Linked DNA regions of Homo sapiens: region 2 is linked to region 1. Evidence: read pairs that join two places in POLR2A ChIA-PET (ENCODE). Cell type or tissue: HepG2. All regions are shown on one strand. Region 1 overlaps UPK1A (uroplakin 1A). Region 2 overlaps NPHS1 (NPHS1 adhesion molecule, nephrin).

The links. ChIA-PET counts read pairs that join two places held together with the same protein. Peaks named below come from ENCODE experiments on the same cell type or tissue, not always from the same donor. Only the 100,000 strongest peaks of a DNase experiment are listed, where the experiment ranks them.
Region 2: POLR2A ChIA-PET joins it to region 1 with 6 read pairs; 3 of 35 experiments call an interaction of 5 or more read pairs at or near these places.

What each region holds. Positions count from the first base shown.
Region 1 is chr19:35,666,594-35,670,593 of GRCh38, forward strand. It overlaps UPK1A (uroplakin 1A), which reads left to right. Exons shown (of 8, transcript NM_007000.4): 2 at 216-303; 3 at 1,861-2,061. The coding sequence starts at 220. UPK1A-AS1 (UPK1A antisense RNA 1) reads right to left here. Exons shown (of 2, transcript NR_046420.1): 2 at 1,355-2,092. Among named protein-coding and RNA genes, the nearest start is that of UPK1A, 2.1 kb to the left of the region's middle. In HepG2, no CTCF peak of the experiment used is centred here; no DNase peak of the experiment used is centred here; H3K27me3 peaks cover 377 bases.
Region 2 is chr19:35,843,708-35,847,707 of GRCh38, forward strand. NPHS1 (NPHS1 adhesion molecule, nephrin) reads right to left here. Exons shown (of 29, transcript NM_004646.4): 12 at 2,301-2,487; 13 at 1,962-2,091; 14 at 1,661-1,833; 15 at 612-752; 16 at 396-536. Among named protein-coding and RNA genes, the nearest start is that of NPHS1, 6.8 kb to the right of the region's middle. RefSeq lists a silencer at 1,627-1,879. In HepG2, a CTCF peak has its summit at 2,802 (motif pointing left); a DNase peak (open chromatin) is centred at 2,014; H3K4me3 peaks cover 992 bases; H3K27me3 peaks cover 1,907 bases.

The DNA of each region.
Region 1 (4,000 bases):
AGGGGCAGTGCCAAGTTCAGGCCAGTGACTGCCCCACCGGAGCCCGGGTGTCCTCTTGTGCAAAATGCCTCCCCACCAGGGCTGTGGGTACATCAGTACCAGCCTGGGCCCCGCAGAGAGCTGGAGCAACCCCTCGAAGCCAGGGTGTGGCTCAGAGATGGGGGGTCCGGCTGGCCCTTTACGCTCCTGGCCTCATCCCTGCTCATGTGTCCCAGGATGATGGCGTCTGCGGCAGCAGCGGAGGCCGAGAAGGGATCTCCAGTTGTGGTGGGCCTGCTAGTTGTGGGCAATATCATTATTCTGGTGAGACTCGCCCCAGTGCTGGGAGCCGAGTGGTTGTGTGGTGGGGAGGGGACAGTCCTGAGCTCGGGGTGGGGGATGAGGGTCCAGAACTGTCTCTCGGGCAGACTCAGTGGTCAGCACAGCCTGGGTTGAAATCCCAGCTCTGCCTCTCCCCAGCTCTGTGACCTTAGCAAGCGACTGTCCCTCTCTGTGCCTTCTTTCCTCATCTATAGACTGTGTCCTCATTGTGTGGGCTGTTGTCATGTGGATTAATCCATGTGTGGCCCTCAGCTCAGAGAAAGTGCCCGACCAATGCTGGCTATCACCATCAGCATCACTATGGATATAAAGTGACAGCCTGGTGCACAGGAGGCCACAAGAAGGAAAAACAACAGTGTCTTTCAATTAACATTGGGTTTTGGTTTTGTGTTTTTTGTTTTGTTTTGTTTTGTTTTGTTTTGTTTTGTTTTGTTTTTGAGACGGAGTCTCACTCTGTTGCCCAGGCTGGAGTGCAGTGGCTGATCTCAGCTAACTGCAACCTCTAACTCCCGGGCTCAAGTGATTCTCCTGCCTCAGCCTCCAGAATAGCTGGGATTACAGGCGCACACCACCACGCCCGGCTAATTTTTTTTTTTTCAGACAGATTCTCCCTTTGTCACCCAGGCTGAAGTGCAGTGGCGAGATCTCGGCTCACTGCATCCTCCACCTCCTGGGCTCCAGCAATTCTCCTGCCTCAGCTTCCCGAGCAGCTGGGATTACAGGCACATGCTACCACACCCGGCTACTTTTTGTATTTTTAGAAGAGATGGGGTTTCACCATGTTGGCCAGGCTGGTCTTGAACTCCTGACCTGAGGTGATCTGCCCACCTCAGCCTCCCAAAGTGTTGGGATTACAGGTGTAAGCCACCGCGACTGGCCGTGTGTTTGTTTTAGAGACAGGGTCTCACTCTGTTGACCAGGCTGCAGTGCAGTGGTGTGATGCTTGCTCACTGCAGCCTCCAACTCCTGGGCTCAACTGATCCTCCTGCCTCAGCCTCCCAAGTAGCTGGGACTACAGGTGCACATCACCACATCTAGCTAATTTTTTTATTTTTTGTAGAGACGGGGTCTCACTATTGCCCAGGCTAGTCTCAAACTCCTGGGCTCAAGCAATCCTCCCGCCTCGGCCTCCCACAATGCTGGGACTGCAGGTGTGAGCCACCTTGCCTGGCCCATTTGTAATGTTTATGGCCATGGCCATGTTCCCCTCCTCGGGGAATAACAGCACTGTCAAGGGAGGGCAGATGGACCAAGCATCTCCTCTGTGCCAGTCCACTGCTCCAGCCTTTCCACGTGGCATCCCCTTTTATCCCCGAAGAAACTGGCAGCTGGGGCGTGGGGGTCGGTTGTCTGGCTGGGCTGTCTCTTCTCTCCTGGCCTCTGCTCACCCTCATCGCTGCTCATGGAAGGCGAGGTCTTTGCCCACTTTACTGAGAGGGCAGTGGAGGCTCCAAATGGGGAGGGAACTTGCTCGTGGAGATGCCTGGTGCCAGGGCTGCTGGCCCCGAGCAGACCTTCCTAACCCACCGCTCTGTCCAGCTGTCAGGCCTGTCCCTGTTTGCTGAGACCATATGGGTGACAGCCGACCAGTACCGTGTATACCCACTGATGGGAGTCTCAGGCAAGGATGACGTCTTCGCTGGTGCCTGGATTGCCATCTTCTGCGGCTTCTCCTTCTTCATGGTAGCCAGTTTTGGTGTGGGTGCCGCACTCTGCCGCCGCCGGTCCATGGTCCTCACGGTGAGACTCCAGGGGTTGGGGGATGGGGACACTGAAAACGGAGTTCAGCATCACTGAGTCATAGTAGCAGGTGCAGCCCCAGCCACTAGTGTGAGTTCCCCATGGTGTCACACTCAGGGATCCCAGGCATCATCTCATTCAGTCTTCCCACAGCCCAATAACCCAGGCTTGAGTAGCAGAGCTGGGATTTTTTCTTTTTTTTTTTTTTGGTAAAGATGGGGGTCTCACTATGTTGCCCAGGCTGGTCTCAAACTCCTGGCTCAAATGATTCTCCTGCCTCAGCCTCCCAAAGTGCTGGGATTACAGGCTTGAGCCCCTCTACCTGCACCCAGTGCAGGGCTAGAATTTGAACCCCTGCTAGCTGCTTTCCAGAGTCCATGCTCATGAACTCTGCCAATAATAGCACAGCTACCATTTAATAATGGTTTACTACAAGCCACGAGCTGTTCTAAATGGTTTACTGGATTAGTTCATTTATTCCTCATAGTCCACCAAGAGATACTGTCATCATCATGACCCTGTTTGATGAAGATTGAAACTGAGGCTCAGAGAAGTGAAGTCACTTATCCAGGGTCACACATTGAGACAATGGCAGAGCCAGTTTCAACCTGAGCAGATCGGCTCTTGAGGCTGTGCTCTTAATCTCTGCCCACAAGAATAACCCATACTTCCCAAGTGTCTCTCATGCACCTGACACTAGGGTAAGCAGTTTAGAAAATGAGCTTCGTGGCCAGGCGCAGTGGCTCATGCCTGTAATCCCAGCACGTGGGGAGGCTGAGGCGGACAGATCATTTGAGGTCGGGAGTCCAAGACCAGACTGGCCAACATGGCGAAATCCCATCTCTAAAAAAAAAAAAAAAAAAAAAATTAGCCACGCATGGTGGCAGGCACCTGTAATCCCCGCTACTCAGGAGGCTGGGGCGGAAGAATCACTAGAACCCGGGAGGCAGAGGTTGCAGTGAGCCAAGATCACACCACTGCATTCCAGCCTGGATGACAAAGCGAGACTCCATCTCAAAAAAAAGGAAAGAAAATGAGCTTCCTCAATCTTGCCAGAAGCCCTTCACAGCTAGTGCTTTTCAACCCATTTACCAGATGAGGAAACTGAGGCTCAAAGAGGCTAACAGCCTCTCCCAGGTGACCAGGAGAGCAGGGATTCCAATTCACGGCCCCAATGACACAGAGACAGCACTGTGTTTCCTCGACAGCAGAGGGTTTTTCAGATTCCCAGAAGCAGCCACTCATTTGATGAACAAATGCTTATGAGCAGGAGCTACATGCTGAGCCCTACGCTGGGCACTGGGGCTCTGTGCTGAGCGAAACATAAAAGCCCTTGACCCAGGGAAGTGGTGCTCAGAGGAGGAAGACAGTGAACAGGAGGGGAGGTCAGGAGCCGAGGAGGGCGAGGGAAGACCTCACTGCCAGGGAAAGCAAAGACCTAGAGGCACTGGGAGCGAGGCAGGTGTGTAACTGGAGGAAGAGCCTTCCAGGTGGAGGTGGCAGCAAGGGCAAAGGCTCTGAGGCCAGAGCGGGCCAGGAGTCCAAAGCAGCTGGAGCTGAGTGAGGAGGAGGTTGGGGGGTGAGAGGACATGAGGCAGACAGATGGGGAGGAGAACAGTGAGGAATGGGGATGGGAAAGAAGCAGGAGGGAAGGCAGGTGTTGTGGACTTTGGCTTTATCCTGAGTAAGATGGACCCATAGACCCCCTGCTCCCCTCCCCTCCCTTCCCCTCCCCTTCCCTCCCCTCCCCTCTCCTTCCTTCCTTCCTTCGTTTTTCTACACAGGCAGGTGTTGTGGACTTTGGCTTTATCCTGAGTAAGATGGAGCCATGGACTCCTCCCCTCCCCTCCCCTCCCCTCGCCTCCTCTCCCCTCCCCTCCCCTCCTTTCCCCTCCCCTCCCCTCCTCTCCCCTCCCCACCTCCCTCCTTCCTTCCTTCA
Region 2 (4,000 bases), 180 kb after region 1:
ACAATCTGCCCTTAATACCAAAGGGTTGGAGGAGAGTTCTCAAGGTTGGTGAGGTTGTCTCCACCCTCCACTATGCCTCTGTGATAATTAGAGTGAGTTGAGTGGGCTTCCAGAATTGTGTGTGTAGCAGGGCTTATACAGTGGGCTCTCATTCCTGACGGGAGCAGCTTCCGTGTCTAGGCGGGCACCCTCTCTGGGCAGAGATTCCACACTGGGTCTCTCTAGTGGGAGGGGTTCCGCAGTGGGCGTGGTTACACCGCGGCTGGGACTTCCAGAACGGGAGGGTTCCAGGATGGGTGGCTATCCCTGGGTGGGCGGAGCTCCCACAATGAGGAGACTCCACAATGGGCAAGGTTCCTTGGGTGGGTGTGGTTTCCATGGTGGGCGGGGCTCACAGTGCACGTCCAGCCGCAGCCGCGCTTCCGCGGTGCCCTCAGAGTTCTGGCAGTGCAGCTGATAGAGGCCGTCGTCCGCGCGGGTCACATTCCACAGATGCAGAGCCCCGCTGGACAGGATGCGATGCCGGGGGCCGCCCGCTGGGGAAGGCCAGAATAAGGGACCTGGCAGGACCTCCCATCCCCGGGACCCCTCCCCATGACCACTTCCCTCACCTGGACTGAGGCGATAGCCGCGGAAGGTCCAGTTGAAGGCCTCGGGGGCGGGGTTAGCGGACACGGACACGGGCAGCAACGCCTCGCCCTGCTCCACCGCGGTCACCACCAGCACCTGCTCCCCCAGGAACTCTGGACGGTCTTCAGAGGGGGCGCCGCAGGGAGTCAAGATTGTTGTTAAGGTTAGGGTCAAGGACAGATTGGAGATCAGGCACAGGTTCAAGGGTTAAAGTTGGGGTCACGACGGGGTTTAAGGTTGTGGACAAGGTAACAAGTTCAGAGCTAAGCTCAGGGGTAAGGTTCGGGATAGAAGTTAGAATACAGTTTAGGAAAAGAGCAGAAGCCAGGGTCAGTTTGAAGGATGGAAACAGGAGTCATGAGGGGGGTTAGGAGAGAGGACAAATGCAAGATGGGAGGAGGCAGGATAGGAGTTGGCCCAGGACCACGGGTCAGGATGAAGGTCGGGAGTTTCAAGTTTCAGGATGGGGTTAATGATAGAGTGATAGTGTCAAAGCAAAGACCCAGGCCAGGTGCAGTGGCTCACGCCTATAATCCCAGCACTTTGGGAGGCCAAGGCAGGAGGATCACTTGAGTCAAGGTGTTCAAGATCGGCCCGGGCAACATAGAGTAATGCCATCTCTATTTAAAATTAAAAGTACAAAAAATCAGCCTAGCATAGTGGCACGCGCCTGTAATCCCAGCACTTTGAGAGGCCAACGCAGGAGAACTGCTTGAGCCCAGGGGTTCAAGACCAGCCTGGGCAACATAGTGAGACCCCGTTGCTACAAAAAGTAAAAATAAACTAGCGAAGCGTGGTAGCGCACACCTGTAGTCTCAGCTACTCGGGAGGCTGAGGTGGGAGTATCACTTGAGCTCAGGAGTTGGAGACTGCAGTGACCTATGATTGCGTCACTGCATTGCAGCCTGAGCGACAAAAAATGAAAGAGAGAGAGAGAGAGAAGAGAAAAAGAAGGAAAAAAAGGTAAGACCCAAGGAGTAGTTTAGGGTCAAGAAGGCATCGAGAGGGGCTTTCAGGCCGGGGCACATACACAGTACGTTGAGGCGATAGAAGGAGCTCACGGTTTCGCGGAGCTCGGCGCTGTGGGCGCGGCAGGTCACGCGCTGGCCATGATCGCGGGATGACACTTGCAGAAGGACGCTCCTGGCGGCGGCGGAGCCTTTGAATGGGGCTCTCCGGGGTGGGGCGGCCACGCCCTCCAGCCTGTGGAACCGGGGTCAAGCCAGGGCTGCGAGCGGAGCCAGAGGCTGGAGAGGCACTAGGCGGGGGCGGGACATGCGTGGAGGGGGCGAGGCCAGACCAGAGAGGGGAGGGATCCCTCGCACTCCCACCTCTCCCCTTCCTTGTCCCAGGACAAGTTGACCGGCGGATTGCTGCTGACGCTGACGCATGTCAAGTTTAAGGCGTCTCCCGGGCGCAGTGCGGATGCGTTGGCCAGGATCGTCACGTTAGTTGGGGGAACTGGGAGACGGGGTTGGAGGAGCGAGACTCAGAGGTTAGGGGCGGCCTGGTCTGCGTCCACCCCGCCTGCACCCCAGGCTCCGCCCAGTCTCGGGTCCCCCACCCCGCCTCCGCCCGCTTTCCCCGGGTCCAGGGTTCGCTGGGTCCCTGCCCCACCTGGCTCTGTCCCTCCCGCCCCGCCCCCGGGCCTCAGCAGTGCGAGCCCTCACACTGCACCGCCAGCTGCGTGGACGCGCTGAGCTGTCCAGCCTTGCACGTGAACTTGGCCTGGTTGTCCGACGGCCCTGTGACCAGCACCAGCTCTCGGGAGAAGGTGCTCCCAGATTTCTCCACGCTGCCGAGATGCACGCGCCGCGACTCCTGCGGCAGCCGCGACTCGGTCACGGTGCGCGAGTCCTACGGGCCGGGAGTGACTGGGGTTCGCAGGCAGCCCTGCCGCTTCCACCAACCCCCAACCCCCCTACCCTGCCCACTGGGTTGGTGCCGCCAGCCCAAACAAAGCCTTTTTCTGATAAGGAGAAGCACTCTCATCAGCACCACCCCCCTAGGGCAAAGCAGTGGGGAGTGGAACTGAGTGACCCCCTCCCTGGAGTCTCTCCCGCCTCCCCGAGTCCCTGTGCATGGCAGTTTTGGGGATCTGAATCCGCCTTCTGTCCCACACCCAACTCCTGCTCTGCCTCTGCAGCCACCTGCAGGCTCTCAGCGCACTCCTCAAAATCTATTTCTGCTGTGTTTACCCAACACCACCTGCAGGAAACTCCCTTGAAATTCCCAGGCCTTTCCCAGAGTTCCTCAGTTCCTTTTCTTAAAATTCCTGCTGTCCCCAAAGATTTCCTTTGAAATTTTCCTTAATTCCAGTGTCTTTCCATAGATTACTTCCTTTTTTTATTATTGCTGCTGCACAAATTAAACTTTCCATAGATTTCTGAATCTTTCCCGATATTATAATATCTTATGATCCCAGTCTTTTAACAGATTCCTTTGTATTGCCCAGATTCTCAGCACTTCCCCAGAATTCCATCCAATTAAAATAAAATTCCATTGTCATTTCTATAATTTCTAGTCTTCCCCCCAAAGTTTTCAACTAGCTCCCTAATTCCCAGGATTCTCCTAGAATTCTATTAGGCTTCTCTTTCATTTTAATGAAATTTCATTTTCTTGCCTCCAAATCCCAAGAGTTCAGTTTAATACTAATGAATTTCCGATAGTCTGTGGAATTACTAGCTTTTCTCCAAATTTTCTTTTCTTTTCTTTTCTTTTTTTTTGAGACGGAGTCTCCCTCTGTCACCCAGGCTGGAGTGCAGTGGCACGATCTCGGCTCACTGCAAGCTCCGCCTCCCGGGTTCACGCCATTCTCCTGCCTCAGCCTCCCGAGTAGCTGGGACTACAGGCACCTGCCACCACGCCTGGCTAATTTTTTGTATTTTTAGTAGAGACGGAGTTTCACCGTGTTAGCCAGGATGGTCTCGATCTCCTCACCTCGTGATCCGCCCGCCTCAGCCTCCCAAAGTGCTGGGATTACAGGCGTGAGCCACTGTGCCCAGCCTTTTTTTTTTTTTTTTTTTTTTTTTTTGAGACGGAGTTTCGGTCTCGTTGCCCAGACTGGAGTGCAGTGGCACAACCTCGGCTCACCACAACCTGGGCCTCCCGGATTCAAGCAATTCTCCAGCCTCAGCCTCTCCAGTAGCTGGGATTACAGGCCCCCGCCACCATGCCCAGCTAATTTTTTGTATTTTTAGTAGAGACAGGGTTTCTCCATGTTGGTCAGGCTGGTCTCTAACTCCCGACTTCAGGTGATCCGTCTACCTCGGCCTCCTAAAGTGCTTGGATTACAGGCGTGAGCCACTGTGCCCAGCCAAATTTTACAGCATTGTTTTTTTTTTTTTTCTGGGATTCAAGTCTTTCCCTA